Linked DNA regions of Mus musculus: all the other regions are linked to region 2. A link is a loop called in an ENCODE intact Hi-C map of the cell type or tissue named here. Cell type or tissue: heart. All regions are shown on one strand. Region 1 holds the start of Aldh3a2 (aldehyde dehydrogenase family 3, subfamily A2). Region 2 holds the start of Map2k3 (mitogen-activated protein kinase kinase 3). Region 3 holds the start of Usp22 (ubiquitin specific peptidase 22).

The links. Hi-C counts contacts between places; a loop is a spot of excess contacts. Peaks named below come from ENCODE experiments on the same cell type or tissue, not always from the same donor. Only the 100,000 strongest peaks of a DNase experiment are listed, where the experiment ranks them.
Region 1: a loop joins it to region 2, with 1.9 times the contacts of the local background. A loop is called at or near these places in 2 of 42 quality-filtered maps.
Region 3: a loop joins it to region 2, with 2.2 times the contacts of the local background. A loop is called at or near these places in 3 of 42 quality-filtered maps.

The regions. Positions count from the first base shown.
Region 1 is chr11:61,263,518-61,271,517 of GRCm38, forward strand. It overlaps Aldh3a2 (aldehyde dehydrogenase family 3, subfamily A2), which reads right to left and starts at 3,669. Exons shown (of 10, transcript NM_007437.5): 1 at 3,337-3,669; 2 at 1,547-1,778; 3 at 729-814. The coding sequence starts at 3,489. In heart, no CTCF peak of the experiment used is centred here; a DNase peak (open chromatin) is centred at 3,684; H3K4me3 peaks cover 1,816 bases; H3K27ac peaks cover 1,346 bases.
Region 2 is chr11:60,929,003-60,937,002 of GRCm38, forward strand. It overlaps Map2k3 (mitogen-activated protein kinase kinase 3), which reads left to right and starts at 3,052. Exons shown (of 12, transcript NM_008928.5): 1 at 3,052-3,269. The coding sequence starts at 3,221. Map2k3os (mitogen-activated protein kinase kinase 3, opposite strand) reads right to left here and starts at 2,865. Exons shown (of 2, transcript NR_027800.1): 1 at 2,564-2,865. In heart, a CTCF peak has its summit at 3,024; DNase peaks (open chromatin) are centred at 2,029, 2,969, 4,719, 6,489 and 1 weaker place; H3K4me3 peaks cover 3,763 bases; H3K27ac peaks cover 4,093 bases.
Region 3 is chr11:61,169,532-61,177,531 of GRCm38, forward strand. Usp22 (ubiquitin specific peptidase 22) reads right to left here and starts at 5,528. Exons shown (of 13, transcript NM_001004143.4): 1 at 5,184-5,528. The coding sequence starts at 5,354. In heart, a CTCF peak has its summit at 4,860; a DNase peak (open chromatin) is centred at 5,679; H3K4me3 peaks cover 3,619 bases; H3K27ac peaks cover 2,163 bases.

The sequences.
Region 1 (8,000 bases), 330 kb after region 2:
AGAGCTGTTCTGTGAGCTATGACAATGGTGCTACGGCAATGAACAGAACAAAATTACTCTAGGGACTGAAGTCGGGTGCAGGGAAATTACAAATTAATAAATATAACACAAATCAGGGGTTTCCAAGTTGCCTTTTGATAAAAGCTAAGTAGATAACATCCCCTGCAGATGCACGTGGGACCCCGCAGTCACAATGCAATCAACTTCCTCTCTAGAGAACAGGAGAGCTTCTGAATTTGATCCCCTACCCAAAAACTGGGGGTAGGACACTTCCCCTAGTCGGCCTTTGATGTTCTCAATACCCGCATGTTAACTCGGAGTGCTGGGTCAGGAAGGCACTTTCTTTACAAAACAGAAGTACTCATGTAATAACACAGTGATATTTGGTTAGGAAAAAAACCAAGTGATCAAAACATGCTAGCTTCTCATTAACTATTTCACTAAATAAACCATGTCTAAAATTGTATCCTCCCAAGTGGCAGAGGGTAGAAAGAGATGAAAGATATGTATAAAAGCCACAGGCCAAGGTACACTGTACTGAGCAAGCACAGTTGCTGGGTCATTCTACAGGGTGTTTTGGAACCTGGCTTCCTTTATTAAGCCAACTGTTGTGGACTTAAGGAAATCGTATTGATCCCCAGCCAGCAATGACATCCACTAGCACAAGAATTGTATCTGTGTTTTCTACCATAAACAGGTGTGTTGAAGATGGATCAAGATACTCTTACCTGGTCTAAGTACTGAGGGAGGAGTTCAGCCAAGATCTTGGCCGTGTTTTCACTGAGTTCTGAGGGCTTAACAATGGCAGCATTTCCTAAATAAAGCAAATAGCACAATGACATCATCCAGGACTTGAGTAACTTTGATAGCTACCCCATGTACAGGTCCAGGCTAAGTTTCACTTATTTTTGCAGCTCTTAGGTCTGCCCCCCAACCCCCCAGATCTCCTGTCCTCTTTCTGTTCATGTTTTCCTTCTCAAGTGCTAACCCGTTAGCTCTCAGCATCTCACTGACAACAGGATCTGCCAGTTCCTCACAGTCCCCCAGATTTCTATCTCTTTCTTTGTAGCTCTGCCTGGAGGGTTTCCTCTCTGCTCAGACTCATTGAGCTAACAGGCTAGGTCAACATAAGCGTTGATCTGGAACTTCCACCTGTTGGGATTCACTGGACACTCTAGCTAGCATTACGCCCAATACCTTCATGTAAATAAAGAAACTGGTCAGACTTGGATTTTAGACTGGTTTGTGTAAAGACGGAGGCCAGTAAACTGAAACCACATTAGAATATGAATGCCTGACTCCAAAGACTTGGGACTACTGACTCAATCAGATGCCTCTGAGTCTCACAGATTCATGCCCCCCGTACTTCAGTAGTCATGGAAAACTTCAACTTCTCAGCAGCACTCATCCACGTACATACACGAATGGATTCTCAATAAATTGCTGCTGCCGACCACTAGAGAAAATGTATTCTAGACACTTACAAACACTAAGACAAAATACAACTCTCGACCAAGGAATAAAGACACCACAGCTGGCGCCAGACCTGCAGCAATGGCTCCCACCAGCGGTTGCATGGTAAGAACGAAAGGGTAATTCCAAGCTCCAATAATCAGTACGACTCCCAGAGGCTCGGGCTGAACGTAGGCCTCATCCATCATGGTTAGCAGGTTCTTCTTAGCCGGTCTCGCAGAAGCCAATTCAGGAAGATTCCCCAACATAAAATCAATCTCTCCAAGGATGGTAATGACTTCATGACTGTATGCATTGAGTTCACTCTGGAAGAGAAGGTCAGTTACTCTTACACAAACTGTGTAATACTTGGCTTAGGACAGCGGTTCTCACTCTGTGGATTGTGACTCTCACAGGGGTCTCGTATCAGACATTTTACATTATGATTCATAACAACAGCAAAATTACAGTGATGAAGAAGCAATGAAAATAATTTTATGTTTGGAGGTCACCACAACTGTTTGGAGGGTGGCTGCATTAGAAGGTTGAGAACCACTAACTTAGGATGTCACAACGCTCAGACCAAGTATACTTGCAGTGACAACTGGTATTATTAGACACCACCCCCTCCCCCGGTTTGCTATCAGATTTTTTTTTTTATTTCCAAGTTCTCAATAAGGCACACCCTGGATACTCAGGATGATTCTTCCTCTCTAATACATTCAGAGCCTCTAACGTCTTCACTACCGATCCAAGCCTTTTAAAATAGGGTTAAAAATGATCCCTTTCAGCATCACCTCCCGATTAATAACAGCCTCCCGAAGTCACGATGTAGGTACCGTGGCAACTTTGCTTTTGAGCAGCATCTTGATACTTCATCCTTAACGCACTGGTTTATAACCAGAGTCACACCTGCATATGTTCTACTTTGGAGCCAGATTTTAAATTCTGGACTTAATATATTTTCTTCAGGAACGCTATGTATGAACAAACATACACAAACTATCTGATGTTTGAGGAGTGGATGATTCACAGAGTTTTAATATTCACTATCCTATCTTGTTTACTAATTACCACAGCCCCTCTTTACCAGAAGTACTCTGAAGGAAGGTTTCTAGATTCTACTACAACTACTGTTACCACTTTTTGAAGCAGTCTTTGATTGAAAATCTGAAAATAGAGGTCTTACCATGCCTGGAATACAGATAGAAAGTAAAAGGGAGAAATAATATTACTAGAGAGTACAACAGACCATAGTTGTACCTTGAACACTACTTAAAACCTTGGTACTCAAAGCTTGCTTCTAAACAGGCCATATGTTATCACCTGGGCCCTCATTAGAAATCTCAGACACAGTCTCACGAGGACTAAGTCAGGATTTGTATTTTATCAGGTCCCCAGGGTGATTGTCTGTATACTGGAGGTCAATCATGTATATGATTAATGTCACACAAAGTCATATGGGGAATTTCAGTGCTGAAGATTATAGGAAATAAAAAGAACTGTCAACAAAAAGAAACCATTCTTTTAACGTCATGAAATAAAGACAGGGAGTGAAATAGCTGAAACCTACCAAGCAGACAAACTACTGAGATCCAGCCTATCCAGAGTTAACTGCACATTGTAAGGAAAGAGACTATGAACGCAGCAGAAATGGGCAAGGCTATACAGAGCGTTCGCAGACGAGAAATTGCCGGCGCCAAGTAAAGTATGCACTTCAATATGAGTGCAAATACAACAGTTTGGGCTCTAAGCGGGGCTGGAGAGTCCAGAGTCCAGGGTACTCTGCTTCCTCTTAACTGCTGGATAAACAAAACCAAACAACCTGCTACAGAGAAGGAATAAGGTGGCTCATCGGGCCCCTCCCACCCTGTGGAGGCTCACTTTGCTCAGGTCTGCCGCGATGGCTGCTAAGATTTCCTTCTCGCGCTCTTGCACCATCCTCCGCAGGGCCTCAAGCTGCTGCAATCGGAAGCGCAGCGGCCGAGATCGGCCGGACCGGAACGCCTGGCGAAGCCGTAGGACCTGGCGCTCCATGGCCGGGCCTGAGGAGAACGCGGAGCGAGGCAGGTGAGGGAGCACAGTACCAGTAAGGAGCTGCTATGGATGATGCCACAGCTCACTGCCACTTTCCGCTGCTGGGTCCTATCCGCCTACTGGCCTAGACCCGGCCCGGGTGTGGGCCAAACCCCAGCACTTCCCTGCTAACGACAAAGTGCGCACTCATTGGCTGAGCTGCTGCACGTGACTATGAGGCCCCGCCCCTTACCTCTAATCTAGCCGCGGGATTGCGGTCCCCGGGCGCCGGGTGTGTAGGTGCAATTTTTGGCACGCGAAGACGCGGAAGAAGTCCTTCTGGCTTCAGAAAAGAGCCAAGCGTCCTCTAGGAGGAGGAACTGAGGCCCGAGGGTGCTCACCCGGCCGGAAGTAGTCTCCCTTCGCCTGCAGTGCCTCAGATTCAGAGGCAAAGTCGCTGGGCCTGGGTAGGGCGGGCCTGGGTGGGGCGGGCCGGGTGACGCACGCGAAGGAGGTGAATCCAGTGTATACACACACACACACACACACACACACAAGCATTGTCATCGCCCACACTGATTTTCAATCCTCTCTACTGCGTACCATCCAAGGTTTTTTCCCAAATTTCCTCTCCAGGCTAATTAGCAATGGTTGACTTTCGTACCCATCTGGGGCTGCTCAGCGACGGCGGTCACTTTGTGTTGTCCTTCCCATCTTCTGGAAACATTTCCGCTTCCCTTCCTTGGCGTTCCCTAGGTTTTCCATCTCTGGATTTCTCCCTTTTCTGACCCATTAAAGTATTCAAATGTCTGGGACTAAGTTCTCTCCGCGCAGTCACTCATCTAATTCTACCAGTAGAGAGCAGAGAAGGCTCTCACCCAATCTTTCCTTGGACTCCCAAGGACACATTTAAATGCTAATCTCTATTTACACTTATAATGGACTTCTTATAGTTAATTTCATTAGAACTTTTTATTATTCTTCAGCAAACAACTCATACTTCCTACAGTGTTCCCTGTCTCTTTGACTTGATCTTCAAAATATATGTTGAGCCCAATAATGAGTGGTTCAAACCATACTACATATCTACTATATATAGCAATAGCACTCTAATAGGCTGCTTGCTTGATTGGTTGGCGACTATGAATCTGTTACTTCTTAGCTCTGTACTTACCGTTTTACACTCTGTAGTTCAGGAGCCCAGAGTAGGTTCTCCTCCCTCCTTGGCCTCCCAGGAAGTTCTGCCAGAGGAAGAAAGTAAGGAAGGAAGGAAGGACAGACTACCAGGACACTAAAGATTTCTGTTTCCCCATGGACTCAGTAGTGTGGCAGGTGCTGGCATTTCTATCGTGGAAGGAGAGTCAGTATATTCCTGCCTCTAGGAATTTCTTGGACAAGGTGGCTCCTAGTCCTAGAGGATGACAGTCACAGTGTCTCCAAATGGCACAGAAGTGGGCAGTACTGCAATGAGTTTCAGCTGAGATTCATTGGAGCAGTTTCTGATCTTTGAGACCATCCGCCCCACTCCACCCCCATGCTTCCTTCATTATTCCTGAAATCCTTCCTGCATGAAGTAACTGGGTGGGTTTGACTAGTTCCCCTTCAGCGTCACTGATACATTCAGAATGTACGGTGACCTTTATTAGTCAGTCCCTCTCTCAAAACTCTCCAGAGAATAAAATTCAAAGCCCATATAATCCTCTATAAGCCTATAAGTCTTGGCCTCTGGATGTGCCTCTTCTTATAGGATTTGCCCACGTAATGAGTTTTAGCCAGAGTGGCTTCCTTGCTGTTCACTGAACACTTGGGCACATTGCTATCCCAGGGCTTTTTTGGCATTCTGTGTCCTCTGTCTAGAGTGTCCAGCTAACTTCCCCAACTTTGTAGCTTTCACAATGGCCGGTGAGTTGAGGCTTATCTGAGGCGCTTCTTGGTGAAGCAAGACCACCCCACCCTTCACCTCTGCTTTGCCCTTACTGAAGCAAGCCAAAACAAGCTGCACAGCTTTCTCTTTGAAGGTTTCATGGTTGAAGCTGGTGGACTGCAGCTGAGAAAGTGTAAGAGGAGCAGGCTTCTCTGTTACAAAACCAATCAGGACCCTGCACCCTCCAACTCAGAATCACCTGTACTGAGCAAGCCCGCTGCTGAGGGTCAAAATCTAGCACTGTGTGGCAATGTTTAAATTAGCTCAGAGTTCACCTTAGGAGTGTGCTTGGTTATCTTTTCTTATCTGACCTGAGAGTGACCAATTTTAAACTCTTGAGTTAATAAGCATTGTGTGAGTATGAGCTATAGAAGATAAATTGAGGCGTGTTCTATGACATATAAGTCGTAGAATTCTAGTGTGAACTAGAACAGGAATCTATATTACCTAGGGCAAGTTGATCAGAGTGGCAACAAAGCTGCTTTTCTTCCCGAGAACGAAACTGAGGGCTGCCTTAAGAATATACCAGCATGGTGATGAACATCTTTAATCCCAACACTTGAGAGGAAGAGGCTGGTGGATCTCTGTGATTTTAAGGCCAGCCTGGTTTGCATAGAGAATTCCTGGGCAGCTAATTTTATGTAGTTAGACCTTGTCCCAGAGAACAAACAAACAGAAATATTGTGCATAATCACTGAAAGTTTGACTCTTCATTGTCTCTTGAATATTTTCCTTATTGGAGAAATCAGTTGTCTTGGGTTTTTTATTACAGTGATAAAACACCGTAACCAAAGCAGCTTGGGGTGGAAAGAGTTTATTTCATCTTACAATTCCACATCACAGTCTTATCAGTGAGGAAAGTCACGACAGGAACTCAAAACAAGACAGGAAGCTAGAGGCAGAAACTGATGCAGAGGCCATGAAGGATTGTTGCTTACAGGCTTGTTCCTCTCGGCTTGCTCTGCCTGCCTTTTTATAGCACCCAGGAGAATGCCACCTCTTACAGTGAGCCCAATTCCCCTCAGAGTCTCTTCAGGATGGAAATCTATCCAGAGTACAGCAATTACTTTAGCCATGGGCTGGTGGTCCAAACCTGACCAGAGGAAAGCTCTCCCTGGAACTTTGTGAGGATTCTCAGGAAAGAGGCATGAAGGGCAAGAGCATGCCGTGGCTTATTTTTTGACAACCAAAGGAAACTGAGTCGCTGAGAATAAAGATGATTCAGAAGGAAACAGAACTCAGAGGCGATGCCTTAATATTGTACTGAATAAACAAGCTTGAAGCATACTTTCCTGCATGCATCGTTTCAGGAGCCAATACATTTCCAAATTGTAGTTTGAATTGCAACTGCCAGAAGAGTTTTCTTGGGTACACATGGATTTGGGGGCGCCAGGGTACAGATAAGAATCTTGTCCTCTTGAAAATGCCACTGTGTAGCTTAAAAAGAAATTTTCTTTAATTAATATTCTCCCCCTTTCCTTTTTTCTCTCTGTCTTGTCTCCCTTCCTTCCTCCTGCCTTGAAGCCTGGGCTCAAGCGATCCTCCTGAATGGCTCATGGACAGACACACGGCATGCCTCATCTCTCTTTTTAGTGATGGGCACAGGACGGACCCCATGGTGTTGGATTAATCTCAAGCTGGAATTTCAGCACTCTCTATTTGGAAATGAAGCTGCCAACTATTAACTCTTTATACTGGCTCTTCTCCAGCAAACACTGTGCCAGGGGAAATAACCTTAAACCAAGGCAGCAGTCTCTAATGGGCTCCTGGGATTTTGTGTTTTCTTAGCTTGGACAAAACATAAAAAGCAACCCCTAAGCTTAGGCTCTAAGCGCCATCAGAATCAGCACCATGGTGGAGCCCGCTGTTTGCCCACTAATGAGTTTCAGGCTACTGTACACAGCAATTGCTCAGATTCACTAGTAACATTTTAATTGAGAAAAATTTTGTGTGAACATAGACATTTGGAGAAAATGCATAAAATATAAAAATTGAAATGTTTCCCCTCATGTGTAAATTGAACCATTTTAGCATGTTTTATCCTAGCATAGCTTCTGTTACTCACAGATGTAAGGTCACACACGATATTTTCATAACCCCTTTCCCCATGCATTTGTTAAGGATGTGGATTTTAATAACTATGTCTATCGGTTTCTTGTGTCCCGTTTGCTGCTTCCCCACGAGTGGACACTGAATTGCTTCTCTCTTATTTTGCTTTTATAAGTGTTTCACTTTTGAAAAAAAAAATAAAGTGAGCGTCCTATATTTATGAATGAGTGGCATTTCTGGGCCCTTCATAGTGTATAAACTGTAACTGTATCTACACTGCAGAGATCGTTCCTATTTTAATTTTTAAGAGTGAATGTGAGACTATCTGTTTAACATAAAATATACGTCTCCTGTGTTGGTTTAAAGGCCCTGCTTGTTTACTATTTATGGACCCATTGGCTGCTCTTTCTACTCAGTTTGCCCCTGCATCGCTAAAAAAAGTAGTGTGTTTTATGTCTGGAATCCATAGGCTCTGCACTTTGGAGGACAATCATTATAAACAGAGCATCATGATTCTGGCCTGCGTAAGCCTCTGTGAATTGAACTGTGAGCTCGCTTG
Region 2 (8,000 bases):
CTTTCTTTCTTCCTTCCTTCCTTCTTTCTTTCTTTTCTTTTTTCTTTCTTTCTTTTTTTCCCTAGACTGGCTTTGAACTCTCGGAGCTTTGCCTGCCTCTGCCTCCCAAGTGTTGGCATTAAAGGTGTGTGCCACAACTGCCTGGCAATCCTTTGCTTTCTGTTCTGTTCTGTGCCCATGAAAATGCACACCTCCTTGGGAGGTGTATGTTCTGAGTGTTCAGTGAGTGCCTACTGTGCACTGTGGAAGCCAGGAGCCAAGTGTGGTGCTGCTCTCTACAGCTTGCCTCAGAAGGAGTCTGCATGAAGGACCACCACACAGTAGGTAGGGCTGTGAAAATGGCATATGCTGTTGTACAGGTAGTGTCATGTCACACGTATGAATTATCATGTGATATTTCAAAATGGTGGCCATTTAAATACAGAAGGTTAAAAGAAATATACCTAAGAGGTAAGTATCCCTTGTGTTTCTTCATATGGCAGAGGAAGGACATTCCTGGCTGAGGGGACAGCCTTTGAAAAGATCGGATCAAGAAGGAAAGCTTGGTTTTGAAGTGTCTGGATATGTCAACAGGGCCAGAGGGTTGGAAATTCCTACCTAGGGAACCAGGAAAGATCTGAGCTGGGCCTAGCCCGGCTTTCAGAAAACTCTCTTTGCAGCAACTAGCACAGAAGTGAGAAAGCTGGGCAGCAGGCAGAGCACAGAGGGTATCGTTTTATCCTGAGTGGGGCACCCACAGAGAACAGCCACACTAGGGCTGGTCACAAGAAGGCACACACCCCAGGTCAGCAAGCCTTGGGAGGTTCTGCAGATGGCAGGACACTGCACATACAACCAGAGCTGTGCATGACCACTGTGCCTGTCAATAGGCCTGCCCCTGGGCAGCCATGCTAAATGCATACAAACCCTGTGCATCTTGTGGGAATTCATGTGTGCTTGGGGTGTATGATCAGTGCATGCGGAGGAGGCTCTAACAGCATCTGGAAGGGGCTGCATCTGAGGGAGCCTCTCATTTCTGACCATACCAGTGGTGACACAATTGGTTTGGGGGCTTTCGCTTCTTCTCTTGGAGATTCTATCCTTTCTCTTGCTTCTTTAAATCTCTGCTTCTGTGGCACCTTTAAGGGAGGCTTTTCCTGACTGCCCTCACTAAAATCACACTCCCACCTCCAGACACACCTTCTCTCGTCCCCTTTTTTCCACAGCATTTGTCAACCTGAGACACCCTATCATTTCACTTAGGCCAGAAGTCCATTCCTTTCTGAGAGCAGCGTTGTGTCTGTTTTGTTCGTCGTTGATCCCACAATGCTACATCCACAGTGTGTGCTCAACCAGTGAGTTGCTCCCCACACACTAGGTTTGGACCACCCCCTTTCTTCAACTCACAGTCACATGCTAACACAGGCTGAACCCTTCCCATCCCCAACCTCAGCTTTCCTTAGAGGGGTCTGCTCTCCCGGGAGTCAGAGTAAGAGATGGCCTGCTGGGATCTGAGTCTAGTGCTCTGGCCAGTTTCTGAGTGGTCATGAACTTCCCCCAGCTAACTGTGACACTTAGGGACAGGAGGGTAACAGATGCTGTTGGCAGAGGTGGCCAGAGAGAAAAAGTCTTCCATCATGCCCCTCATTCCAGCAGCTGACTGGCTTGCTGGTGCAGCCTAGCCTGGCTTCCTGAGCAGGTCTCCACTCCCTGCCCTGGCCTTTCTGTTTCTTCCAAGGATGGTCTCTTACCTCTCTTTCTGATGACTAGTCCAGGAAGGTCACCTTCTTTGACCCCACCCAGGTGAGGCAGGGCCTCTTAGGACTCTTGTATCTATTTATAGCACCCCACATGGAGTCTGTGATCCCTGGGCTGTTTGTCAAGTTCTCTGACTAACCCATTAAACTCCTCCTGTTTGAGGGCCTTGTCTGAGTCACCCTGGTGCCCAAGAGCCTGGCACGGGACTAGTCACTTTACCCATGTCTGTGGCATGCTTTTCCTACTTCCTCTGTTCATTCCTTAAATATTTCTTAGGCACCTACTATGTGCATGGCTCTGGGCTAAGCCTTGGGATTCAGCAGAGGATGAGACATTCAGGATTCCTAATGGGGAGGGGCACGTGGCACGGGAGGAGGGCTGCGGTAGAAATCAAATATGCAAGCCAGGCATTCGGGGCCTGAGTGTTGGCCAGAGAGCTAAGACTTACTCCAGCTCCGACTGACTCCTTGACCTTGTGCTTCTTGCCCTCACTAGACCTGACTTTCCAATCGACCCCAGAGATTCCTGGTTAGTGTGAGGACAGAGGCTCAGCGACCGACGGCCGAGATGGAACCCCAGTCAAGGCTGGCAAAAGGTATTTCAGTGTTTGGAATGACACTTTGTTTAATCGGAGACTACTCCCCAGCCCGGAGAGTGGAGCTGCTATAATGTTACAACCAGTTACTTTGTCACTAGGCAAAGGTTAGCCACTGAATTCCCCGCTCCCTAGGTGCTGGCGTGCCAGGTGCTTGTAGAGGCTGGACTTAAACGCGTGCTCGTTCAGCAAGGCGCAGTAAACTCTTTCCCACAGTCGGTGAACACTCACCTGGCACGCGCCCGCCGTGGGATCGCTCTTTTCCTGCTGCCCTAGGAGGCAAGCCGGTGGTCGCCGCTCTCTTCAGGGGAGCACATGGACGCTCATCCTCGGTATGGCTCAGCCATTTAGGAGTCTAGTCTCACTCAGGGAACACTTTTAACCCCACGGAGCACATCGGCCCTGCCCTGCCCCCCTAGAGATCTTGGGATTTTCCAGATTGCGACCCGCACACGCTGTGCCATAGGGGGGCACAGGCTGGGGCACCCAGGACCACGCCAGCACAATCCCCCGAGTGGGTAGGGCAGTCATCTAGACGGCAAGAGGGCGGAGCCGAGCTGTACTAAGGGGAAAGCTGGGTTGGATTCCGGCTCTTGGAGGGTGGGGTTTGTGCGTGACAGTCCGGGCGGCGTCTGATAGGCTGGGGCCTTTTCAGGCGGGCCAATCAGTACGATGGGCGGGGCCTGCGTGGCGCCGTCGGCAGGCGTCCGGCGCTGCCCAGTGTGGCTTTGGCGCCGCCCGCCTCGGACGCTTGGAACCGTCGCGTCTGTGTCGCCTGTCGCCCATCGCCTGCCGCCGCTGCCAGCCACCAGCAGCCATGAGCGCGCCCGGCCCCGGTGTAGTCTGCTGTCCTCTAGATTAGTGCTCTCCGCCGCGACGGTCCGCAGCATGGAGTCGCCCGCCGCGAGCCCGCCGGCCAGCTTGCCTCAGACCAAAGGTAGGCTCTCCCGCCCTGTTGCGCGGCCCGTGCCACATTCAATTTGAGTCCGCCCGTGATCCTGGGCTCCCTTCCGGGCTGGGCACAGACGTCTGCACTCCAACCCAGGACTGGGTCCAGCCCAAGCCCGGGACCTCACGGGACCTTATTGGAATCCGGATCTTAGGCCGTGGGACTTCACCCAGGCAGGACCTAGTTCTCGCTCCACTCCCAAGTCTGTAGCCTCACCGTGAGCTCCTCATTTAGGCTTCCGGGCTTCATCCTGGACTCAGGGATTTCAGTGATCCCTGCTAGAGGGTCTTTGGGCTGCTCTAGCCCTCTCAGGCCAGGCTCTTGGATTTTGTCCAGGCTGGAATTTACTCTGGGCCCCAGGGCTGTGTTCCCAATGCCGGAAACCTGTCTACTCAGAGCTCCTCCACTCTTCCAACTCCTTCCATCCTTGTGAATCCTCCTTTGCCCCATGTCTTGCTGGCCTGCTCACTGGCTGCCTGCACTCCTCCCTAAGGCTGTCCCTGTAGAACTTCCTGGCGTCTCCACTTCGCAGCTCTGCCCATGCTACCTGCTACTCAGTTGCAGTCTTCTCACTGAGTTTCCCGAGCTGACCGATTCTTGCACCTAGTGTTTCTTAGTCTGCTCTTAGACGTGCTGTTTGGTCCTTGGGCTAGCAGCAGGCCAGGGGCTGGCTGTGCAAAGCTTGTCCTTCTCCAATTAACTGTCTTTCCTGGAAATTTCTGTGAGGTGGCAGTGGTGCTGCGTGGGCTGCAGCAGCAGCATTTGTCATGGGAAGTGAGGGGGACAAGATTTGGAGGTCAGAATGCTTTTTTTTTTTCTCCAGGAAGAGAGAAGGATGTTTTTTTTTGACATGTCAGAGACTCAGTAGGGTTGATCTGCAGAAAAGATTTCCAAGCTGGACCTGGAGATATGAATGGGTTGACCCTCTGAATTCTGAACTGCTTCACCTGGCTAGTCTCTGGGCATGTCTAGGACTTATTAATGAAATGGATATTAGGGGCGTGATGTGAGATTGAATGTAGAGTGGTTTGAAGCAAGCACGTCTGAGATGATCGAGAACCCAGCATAGCGCCCAGCACATAGTAGGTACCCAGGGGCAAATAGTTGTTGCACTTCCTTGACTATCTCCAGCTTTCCTGCTGCAACGCTGGGCCCAGTTTTGGATTGCAGCTGCAGAGCACAGAGGACAGGGATGGCGGGCACCTAAGAGGGTACTTGTGCAGTGGTGGCCTTCTCTCCTTCTGACCTAGGAAACCTCAACCTCAGGAGTCCTGGTCCTGGTCAGGTTGTCCTGAGCAGGCGGGGGCCTTTTGGGTCCCCTACAGCTGGCTTCCATGGCCCTGCAGGAGCCTAGTGGACGGGGTAATTGCATCTTACATAAGTGGGAGGCCAGATCCCTGACCATTGCCCAACTTCTGTGAGTAACTAGGGAGGCACTTATTGGGGGAGGTGGCTGGGGAGGACCTTGCAGTGCAGACCTCGTGGAACTTGAGAACCAGGAAATTAGATGCTGCTCCACTCAGGAAGGGTTTGGAAGCAGTGTTTGTTTTGGAGGCATTTCAGCTCTTCCAGGCAAGAGATGCCTCACCAAAATAAAAGTTGCAGTTGCAGATCACAGCCGGAGAGATTGTGAGTGATAGGGAGAGACCATGGGCTTTCATGTGCTTGGTGACTTGAGGCCTGGCACTGGACGTTCCGGGCCTCTCTTCTGAGTGTGAGTTTGCAGATTGTAGGTTAGGTAACATGGTATTGGATGGTTTGGGTGGAGGCTTTTTCCTGGGCCAGAATCCCTGTAGCCTTTTAGGGGTCTGGAGATAGCTGTAGTGGGAAACTGACAATATCCATTCACCAAAACTCTAAGAGGTTTTTTTTTTTCTTTTTTCCACGTGTTATACATTGCTTTATTACTCATCACCCCATTTGCCCATAAACAGAGGCTGGGGAACACTTACCATTCACAGAGGCTGCACAGCTATGTTGGCAGAGCACAGCTACAGCAGGTTCTATGATGATCTCCTTCCATCCCGTTCCCATGTGAGGTGCTTAGGGGAGCCATGGGACCCTGGGACCCTGGCTATCACCCCCATGTTCACTGGAGCGTGAGGTCTGCTGAAGCAGAGGACCACCTATCATGCACGCAGTCTTTACAGTGGATGCTTCCCTCAGTGTGACCCTGCAACTGGTGCAAAGTGGAGACCTTGGCGAGGCCATACCAATGTGGACCCTGACAGGAACTCTTTTTCACCTTTGCAGGAGACTTAAAAATTACACACACAACCAGGCAGTGGTGGTGCACGCCTTTAATCCCAGCACTTGGGAGGCAGCAGAGTCAGGCGGATTTCTGAGTTTGAGGTCAGCCTGGTCTACAGAGTGAGTTCTAGGACAGCCAGAGCTACACGGAGAAACCCTGTCTTGAAAAGCCAAAACCAAAAAAAAAAATATACACATGATATATATATATATATATATATATATATATATATATATATATATATGCATGCCACATGTAGTATACTAGTATACTTTGTGGGTATCAGTTCTTTCAGTTCAGTCTTGTGGATCAACCTTCCACCATGTGGGTTTCAGGCATGGACCTTAGATTATTAGACTTGATAGTAAGTACTCTTACCTGCTGGGCTATCTTGCTAGCCTGTTTGCAGAGGACTTTGAACACAGCGGGGAGTGGTAGCACCTGACCTTTGGTGGGGACTGCAACTTTATCTATGAACTTCCCACTGGACGGTTGGCAGCCTAGTTCTTTGTGCCCAAGCTTAGGAAGTTCTCTCCACATGTGTAAGGCATGTAGGTCCCACAACTTTGTTGACATCTCCTGTCTCCTTGCTCATTAGTGGGTCACTGCCTGCCATCTGAGGCCAAGGGCAGCTGGTACAGGGGCACATGTCAGGGTGGTCTGGGTTTGCATGTCTTGTTTGTCCTTGTGCATATTGTCAGGGATGGCCTTTGACACTCTGTTGGAGGTGTTGTCATTGGAGTTCATCAGTGGCTGGTGGCTCTGGCAGCCCAGTGAGACTAAGGAGCACTGAATGTCTTGTCCTGGTCCTGTCTGCTATGGTTATAAGCTTTCCTCCTGTCCCAGGAGTTGGAAAGACTAGAGGGTGGCACCTTGGGGACTTCCCCCCGTCCTGGTGTGACGCACAGGAAACTCTCTATCAGCCAGCCTGTGGCTCAGGGCCTGAAGGCAGTAAAGTTCCCAGTCAGCCTGTGTGGGGAGAGGCAGCCAGGCTTCCGGTGGGTGAGTCAGCAGACACTGGGTGCTGACTCACCACAGGCATGCCAGTCACTGCCTATAGCTTAAAGGGGCAATGCCAGGCAGGGGTTACATACCTGTAGGCTGCCCCTGGTCCTGGGCTGGACATCACAGGTGACGGTCTGCTTTGGACTTTTCAGTTGAGCTGGGATTCTGGGCAGATCCTCCTGTCCTGTCCAGGAACTTCCTCTGTTAGGTAAATGACTCTTGCTTCCTCTTGCTCACCACAGACGAGTAGATGGCAGCTGTTGTTGACGGTCCCTGGCCCAGGGAGCAAGGTCTAGTAAGAGCCAGGAGCAGTGGCCTTGCAGGGACAGCCAGCTTGAACTGCCTCGGTCAGATCCCTACTCTGCCCATTTTGCAATGTAACATTGAACACATTGTATCCAGTACATTCTTGATACTTTGATTAGGTTTTAGTCCAGTGAGTAGGGGACATCTTTCAGAGAAGAAGCCGGAGTGCTCCTCTCCCCCCCTTCCCAGGAAGTACAGGAGCCTTGCCTGTATGGATGCAGATGGCATTATCCAGCAGCATTGCAGCTATGTTATAATGGGCCTAGGATCCCAACCTGACTCTTACTTCCTCATCAGGGCAAATGGCATATCCTCTTTGACTCTCAGTCCGCTTCTGGGCAGTGGGAGGAAGTACCTCTCCCCTGCAGGGTGGTAGTAAAGATGGGAGATAGAGTTTCCCAAACAAACGGCATCTGTCATTATTTAATTGTTGGGACTCTGGCTGCTTCTCATTGGGAGGTGAATACATGGCTTCTGATGATGTATTCATAGGGTTTGTGACACGAGGCTTCTTTGGTCAGGAAGCCAGAGTTTGCCAAGCTCTAGGGCAACCTTCCTAATGCTACGACCCTTTACTATAGTTCCTTATGTTGTGGTGACCCCTGCCATACAATCATTTGCATTGTTATTTCATAACTGCAGTTTTGCTACTATTATGAGTTGTAGTGTAAATATTTGTGGTTTCCAATGGTCTTAGCCGACCCTTGTGAAAAGGTTGTTTGATCCCCAAAGGGATCTTGACCCACAGGTTGAGAACCCCGAGCTCTCGGCTCTTTTTCTCCTCTGCTTCCTAAGCCGTAAGCTACCATTGCTCCTGAACTGCCTGAGACAATCAGGAAGGGGAGTAGAGAACTGAGTTAGTCTGTCCTTTCTGTAGATCTGTCCCTGTCACTCAGCCTTGTTGACCAGTGGCCGCCTTGAAAGCATAGGTGAGGGAAGCTCAGGAGGTGCAAGGCCGGCCTCAGGGTACAACCTCCTGGGCTAGTTTCTCAGGTGGGAGAATTTCATCCATGTCAGACCTGGTGCTAGCCTGGGGAGTGAGGGAGGGAGTGAGTGGGCAGCAGGACTCAGGTGTGCATTCTCTCACACCTCCCCTTGGTTGTTTGTCCATGTTGCCCATATCTGTCAGGCCTGTGTGCCCAGCAGCCCCTATAGAT
Region 3 (8,000 bases), 240 kb after region 2:
CTGTTTTGTTTTGTTTTTTTGCTAAATCTGTAATTAGGTTTGGATCCAGAGTGCCCAGTAGGCCTACCTACTGAACATCTAGTCCCAGCCGCCGCCATCACCATCATCATCTGGTCCCAGCCATCATCATCATTATTATTATATTATTTCTTCTTCTGATGATGATGAAGAAACTATTATTATAGGTTAGCTCAGGGAGTTTAGTATCTGGAAACAATACATGTCTGTATTTGAGTATGGACTACGTATGAGATAGCCACATTCCCTCATTATTCCTGGACAGTGTTCATTATTATCGTCACAGACTATGCCCTCATTCTTATGGCAGCAATGGCAATAACTACCGAGATGTCACCAACCAATTCTTATACAACGAGGGTGAGGGCGGATGTAAAACTGGACCTGGAGATGGCACAACAGTTAAAAAGGTCCTGTCTGCTCTTGCAGAGGACCCGAGTTCAATCCCCAACAACAACACAGCAACTCACAACTTCCTGTAACTCCAGCTCCAGGGACTCTGACACCCTCTTCTTGCCTCTGTAGAGGCCCACAGTGGTACACAGACATACATCAGGCAAATACACACATAAAATAAAGAATGGTAAAAATGAACCAATGGAAATTATGACAATTGTTTTCTGACATTACTTATTGTAGGTTTCTTTTTTTTTTTAATAAAAGATACACATTAAACTGAACTTATAAGCTGTAAAACTCCTAGACAGAAAAAAGGCTATAACCTGTCTCGTGAATGAATCTCAATAGACACAACACTGAGAAAGGAACTACATAGTAAAGTACACCCCACATGCTCCATCACATTAAAATACAGAGGCAGGCAGCACGCCAAACTCCACGGAAGCCTTAGCAGACACCCACGAAGATGAGAGTAAGGACTGGCAGAAGAAATGGACTGCTCTGTTTTTAAATGTATTGTATTTGTGTGTGAAAGTGTACAATGTCGCAGGGGGTGTGCAGGTCAGAGAACCACCTGTGGAAGCTGGCTCTTATCACAAGTGGGTCCCATCAGGCCACCCAGTTCAGTGGCAAGCACCTCTATCCACTGAGCCACACTGGCCCTTTCTGTCTGTTCCATTAAATCACCAAGATGTACATATCCTCTAACATATGGCTTAAAAAGCGGAGTGCAAAACAAGGACAAAGAGCAAACTTAGGTAAATTCATAGGTGAAATCCTGCAGGAATTTAAAGGGTCACCACATCTGATGGATGAGCAGTTTAAAACTGTGAAATAACCTGTGTCTTCTCAGGGCCATGACTCCAACACACAAAATAAGCAGTCTCTATGCTAGTCTGAGAACAAGAAAGTCCTCATGGACCACCTGCCTGACTCTCGCCAGTTGGTGACGAGAGCCTACTGTACAATCCACAGAGACTAAGGCAGAACTGCAAGTTTGCTACTTGTATGGAAGACACATCTTTCTGAGCTAATAGATTAAAAAAAAAAGCCAGGACAGCTTCCCTTCCCAATGACCATACAGAACAGAAGTGGTCTTTGACAGAGATAAAACTCTGACTTTAGCAAAACACAGTGGCACACACCTGTAGTCTCAGTACTCTGAAAGGTGAGGCAGGAGGATTGCTGAGTTTGAGGCCAGCGTGGACTACATAGGGAAACACTGCCTTTAAAAAAATTCAATTATTAATAACCCTCCCCTTACCTCTTTTATACAACTTGTTAGCTACATTGAGGCTACTGGGCTACTGAAGTATGTCTAGCACAACCGTAAGTTTAACCTTTACTTAATGGCAAAGTCAGTGGCCACGATGCTACAGCAGTTCAAGATCCTGAAGTGGGTGCTACCTACCTATAGAGCTTATGTGTAGTGTACATTCTGGGTTCACTCAAGTGCAGGTTGCAATTTAGACAATGGTTTACTTCATAGCACTGAGTTAAAACAAAACAAAACAAAAAAACCATCAAAGCCCTGGGGTAGCTCATAAAACACCTTCAAAATTAATGTTCATGATATTTAAGCAAAGGCATGGTTAACCCAGACAGTCTGGGGTTAGCCCTAAATGCTCGTCCAGGTAACCTCCCCTCCTAAGAGATGGTGATGGGACCAGAGGCTAAACCCATGTGAATGACTGGAGGTTGGGCCAGGGTCTTGGAAGAGGGAGGCCAGGATGGATTCTTTCTAGAGTCCTGCCAGGGAAGTCGTCCTGACATTTCAGTGCCTGGGGCCTGGGAGTTTTACAACAGCCGGGGGACAGTGGCAGAGGTCACTGCCACTATTAACCTGTTTCCATCTACCAATACTGCTAAGTTTGAATATGAATTCCCAGTCATCCTCAAGGCTCAGATTTTAAACCCCATTTAGGGGTCATCATGAAGCAGCCATTGAGAGGCACAATGGAGTGCCTGACCAGGGGTCCTATGGAGCAGCACAGCCAGTCATAGAGCCAGAGGCAGCGAAGCTGCTTCCCACCCACAAACAGTGACTGTTGTGGGCTCCCGGAGGAACGTGGCTCCTGAGCCAGCAGCAGCCTGCCTGGGACCAGCCTGCCATCAGCCAGTACTGAGAGCTAGCTCTGTGAGCTGGTGGAATGAAGTGGAAGTTAAACCTCGAACAGGCCATGCAGGGAGCCTTTGCCACCACGTCCACATGAAGGTGCTGGCTCTCCTAAGTCACACTCCACAGGCTACAACCCTGACAGACACCTACGGTGCTTCTCCACTTTTTTAAGTTGTCATATAGCAGTTTCATTATGACATCTTTTTTTGTTGTTGTTTGTTTTTTGAGACAGGGTTTCTCTGTGTAGCCCCTGGCTGTCCTGGAACTCACTCTGTAGACCAGGCTGGCCTTGAACTCAGAAATCCGCCTGCCTCTGCCTCCCAAGTGCTGGGATTAAAGGCGTGCACCACCATGCCTGGCCCATTATGACATTTTATTACATTATCACTGTACCTTGTTCAACTCACCTCCAATACTACCCTCTCCTTCCCCTCCCTCTCCCCAGATGTCCCCCTTTCTGCATCGCTGTGCTTGTTTAGAGACCTCTGGGTCTATACCTCAGAGTGTGGTGGCTCAGTGACCAGGTCTTTGAGAACTCTCCACTGGTTCACAGAAGGCTGCAGCAGTCTGCATCCCCACTGCAATTGTGCATAAGGCTTCTCCATGCATTTGCTCTCCTTTCTCTTCAGGGTACCTAGTTTGCCTGGGGTAAGATGGAATTTCAGCACAGTTTTAACCAGCCTTGCTCTGGTGGTTGAAGAGGAATACCTTTCCAGATATTTACTGGTCATTTGTATTCTTTGTTTTTTTCTTTTTCTTCTTCTTCTTCTTTCACCACCATGCAAGGCCAAACTTTTTTTTTCTTTTTTTTTTATGACTCACTGACTTGTAAAATGAAAACATTCTAAGTCGGAGAGAACTTCAGGAGTGAAGTTCTGTTCACAACCTTAAGTTTGGGCACCTTCAGAGCATAGCTATCTGCCTTCATTTCCTAATTTAGTCCACCAAAACAACACAATTTCTGAGTGTTGTCCTGGTGTCCCAACTCTTGGCTGTGAAGATCACTTAACAAAGAACTTGTAGCACGGTGGAGATTTAAACATTGAGCTGAGCAGCCCTAATTAAAAAGGAAACTTTTCATTTCCTTGTGTAGTGCTATACAAAACTAAGAGTCTGGGGAGATGAAGAAAGCAAAACAAGGAAAGAGAAAGGGGAAGATTCCTCCATTTAATCCCAATGTAAAAATGACTTTATAGCACATCTCAATCCAAGAAGCAACAGAATGGATCAGTGACCGTTTACTGCTGTGATCCTAGTTCTCACGAGGCTGAGACAGGAAGACTGGGTGGTTAAGTCTGGACCACAGAGAAAGGCTCCTGTCTCAAAATACAAAGTAAGACAACTCTAGTAATTTTTTTATCATATGCTTCTATTACCAAAACTCTTGCTCCAATCCTAAAAGACTCTTACAGAACATAAGCCTTTAACGCCCTCAAAGACTTATATTATGGCCACGATTGATTTAAAAAGGGGGAATTTAGGCCGGGGTGGGAGTGGGGGGGGGTGTGGTTTGCATTCACCTTTAATCCCATCGTTCTGGAAGCAGAGGCCTGTGGATCTGTGTGAGTTAGAGGCCAGCTATCTACAAATCGAGTTTAAGAACTGCCAAAGGCAGCCGGGCGTGGTGGCGCACGCCTTTAATCCCAGCACTCGGGAGGCAGAGGTAGGCGGATTTCTGAGTTCGAAGCCAGCCAGGGCTACACAGAGAAACCCTGTCTCGAAAAACCAAAAAGAAAAGAAAAAAGAAAAAAGAAAAGAACGCCAAGGGCTATAGAGAGAAGTCCTGCCTCGAGAAACTAAAGAGGGAGAGTTTGATGCTTAACATGAAACACCCAGCAGATTTGTCAGTTCTCCCGTTATAAAATGCTACTCAAGATAGAAACAATCAAAATTTTCTATTCCACTTTTCACCTTCAAAATCAAATTGTAATTATGAAGTTTTTTTTAAATTAGAAAATAATGTTTTCCCATCTCCAAATCACTAATAAAATCATCATAGTTGCTGAGATTTACAGGACCCAAAACAACAAAATAGCCACTCTCGAAGGCTGCGGTTGTCAATCACCTCCTACGTCCTAAAAATCTCGCTTCTCAACTCGAGTGCGCGGAGGCCCTGCCAGCCTCAGGTGTCCGCGAAGGGTCTCAGCCCCGGGAACGAGCTGTTATCCACGGAACTACCCTGCAGACCCCAGGCCCCCACCACTACCTTTACAGACAAATACTCCTCAATGGAATGTCCAGACAGATCTTCCTCCTCCTACTCAGATACCCCTCCCCCTCCCATCGTGGGTTCCACCGCCACACTCCCAACAGCGTCCACTAGGTGGTCCCTGGACCCCTCCCAGCACCGTGATGCTTCCTCTAGCCCCCTCCCTGCACCACGACGCTTCCTCTAGCCCCCTCCCCACGTTGCGAGGTTCTCCTTAGTCCCCCTTCCTGCACCGGGATGCTTCCTCTAGCCCCTTCCCTGCACCGCGAGGCTTCGCCTTGCCCATTCCTCGGCCCCACCCCCTCACGGCAAGGCTTCCCCTCACGCCCTCCCCGCAAGGCCAGGCTCCCTCCCCACGACTACCAGGCTTCCCCTCTCCCTCTCCCACCTACACTCCCCGCTTCCCAGCCCGCAGAGCGGCGCAAGCCTTGGGCTCACCTTGCGCTTGCGAGCCTCGGCAGTTCCGCTCCACACGAAGCACTGGTAGATGGCCCGCAGGTTTTGCTTCCAGTTGTCCACCTTGAAGCTGCCCAGGTGCGAGCAGCCAGGCGGCGGTACCGCCAGCTCAGCGTCCATGGCCTCGACCTCAGGCTCCGGCCTGGCCACCATGGCGGGCAAGGCCCGGGCGCGCGGGGCAGGCGGCGACGGGGGCGAGGACGACGCCAGGGCGGCGAGAACAAAGCTGGGGGACAAAGACCGCGTTGAGAACTCAGGCAGGCTACAGCAGCACCCACCGCACGCGCAGCACCCTCTGACTTCGAGGAGGGCGGGGCGAGGCTGGGCGGGACAGGGCGGAGCTGTCCGCGGGAAAGGATAACGTCACCCAGGCCGGCGGCCTTAGTGCGCAGGCTCCGCTGCTCTAGACCCCGCCTATCAGCCCTCCTCTCGCCCGCTGGCTCCAGAGAAAAGCCGAAGGCCTCGGGTTGGGTCAACAGGGTCCCGCCCTCGCGTCACACCATTGGTGGTTTGCCGGTCTAAGACACGGTCTGCGCCTATTATAGGCTTTCGAACCGCCTCCGGAGACGCCAGCGATTTGACGTTTCGAGTCTCTCCTTGGAAGGCGGGGCGTGCTGAGGATTGGGTAAAACTGAGTGTCAGTCAGGCCACTGAACCGGTTTGCACCGGCCTGAGCTCTGCCGCAAAGAGGCGGGGCGACGGAGGGGTGGGGCAGGGTAGGGCCTGCGTCTGCGAGTTCTCTGAAAGGAGGGTTTCTAGGTTCTGTTTGTTGGTCCTTGGAGTTCCTAGTGTGGGCGTTTCTGCAGAGACTGCCATCTTGGCGACTGTGTTGGGTACCGCAATGCCACAGCTGGAGATTGGGCGTGGCAAGAATACAGATCTTCCCTTCCCTAGGATATTATTCAGCGTTATCCTATTGAACTAGAATGCCAACTGGTATACGAATTTTTTTAGTGGCTACATTTTGTACAATATTTTGCACCAAGAAAGATAAAATTAATTTTAACAAGCAGTCAAATAAAGACAGAATATCAAGTCAAATTTTTACATTGGCTTTGAAATATCGTGTTATACAGGTTTGGTATAGCAATTCAATTTGTACTAGCCACATTACACTCTATTATTAAGTAGGAACAGTATAGAGCTATGATGCATTTAGCTCTCCTATCTGAGGGTTACACAGATGTGCAGCAAACCAACTCAGAAGAGAAAATATTGATCTTCTGCCCTACAAATTGTATATACCGAGTAAATAGACACCTCTCTCCTGTTATACCTTAAACAGGATAACAGCTAGGTGTCAAACTCAGGCAGACAGGTACCCATGATGTGGAGCAGTGAAATAATTCTCCAAGACAGAAAAGGCAGAAGAAGTAGAGAGTTCATCGGTGTACTGCAGTAACAGCAGCTAGCAGACAAGACAGCCGAGAAAAATTGCCGACAGGCATTTTGATGTCATGGTTCCGAGGAGCAATTGCAGTTGTGGCTTGTCCAATGAGTACCAGCTTGGTCTTAGAGCAGTGATGGTCGTATTCAGGCTTAGATATGGCTTAGCATGCTATCTTAGTTGGCATTTGAGTATCACCCAGAGAGGAGTTACAGCATAGAGAAGGGGGTGGGTGGGGGTTGGTGTGTCTGTGTATATGAATATTTTGGGAGCTACTCAGGTTGAGGCAGGAGGATCATTTGAGCCCGGAGTTTGTGGTCAGCCAGAGCAAATAGTGAGACTCATAGTAAAAAGAGGAAGGGGTGGGGTGGGGAAGCTGGTAAGATGCATACAGACCATATAGGTTAGAGGCAAATATTACATCATTTTATAGTTAGGACTTGAGCATGAGGGTTTTGGCTTACTAAAGGACTTCTGTGTGTGAATGAGTCACTCAGGGCATATTGTGAGGGAACATACTCACTCACACACACACACAAAACCTTTCAAGTACAGTCATTGTCTTGGGAAGCCCTTGGCTTACATGTGATGCTGTTCAGGTATTCTTATCCCACTGCTGGCTATTTTACTGCAATCCAACACAGGTGGGACAAAACAAAACAGCAACTGCTGCCAAGACTTCCATGATCCGGAAGTTGTGGAGTTTAATGGACGGAAAACTAGAACAAAGACTCCGTGTTGAGCAGTGCATGCCTTTGATCCTAGAACTCAGGAGACAGAGGCAGGTGGACCTCTGAGTTGAGGCCAGCCTTGGTCTACAGAGCAAGTTCTAGGAGAGTGAGAGCTACATAGAGAAACCCTGTCTGGTGGGATGAGGGGGACCTGGGTCTAGGACAAATTAGCAGACATCCAGAGCCCCTTCCTAAAGTGCTTTCCACCACACCCCAAATCTCATACTCCCTCACCTGCCAGGCTTCACCAGAAACTCCCTGTACAGTGAAAGTGTTCCATTGTCACCCTGTTGACAATGGCAGTCACTTTCCCACCCCACCCCCACTACCTGATTCACTTGAAAGAATGTATCACTATATCTGTCAGGGGACAGTTACTTGTTTAGTTTACCTTTTTTTGTTTGTTAGGTATGTGTGTGTGTGTGTGTGTTTGGGGGTGGGTACAGCTTAGACAGGGTCTCATCTTGCCCAGATTGACCTCAAACTCACTCTGTAGCTAAGGATGACCCAACTTCTGTATCCACCTGCTGAGTGCTGAGATTATAGGTACACATAACTATGCCCAGTGTGTGAGGGCCTAGGGACCAAACCCAGGGTTTCATGAGTGCCAGGCAAGTACCCTTAACACTGGTGCCACATTCCCAGCCCCTAGGTTTTTTTACTCCCAATGAAGAGTTGATG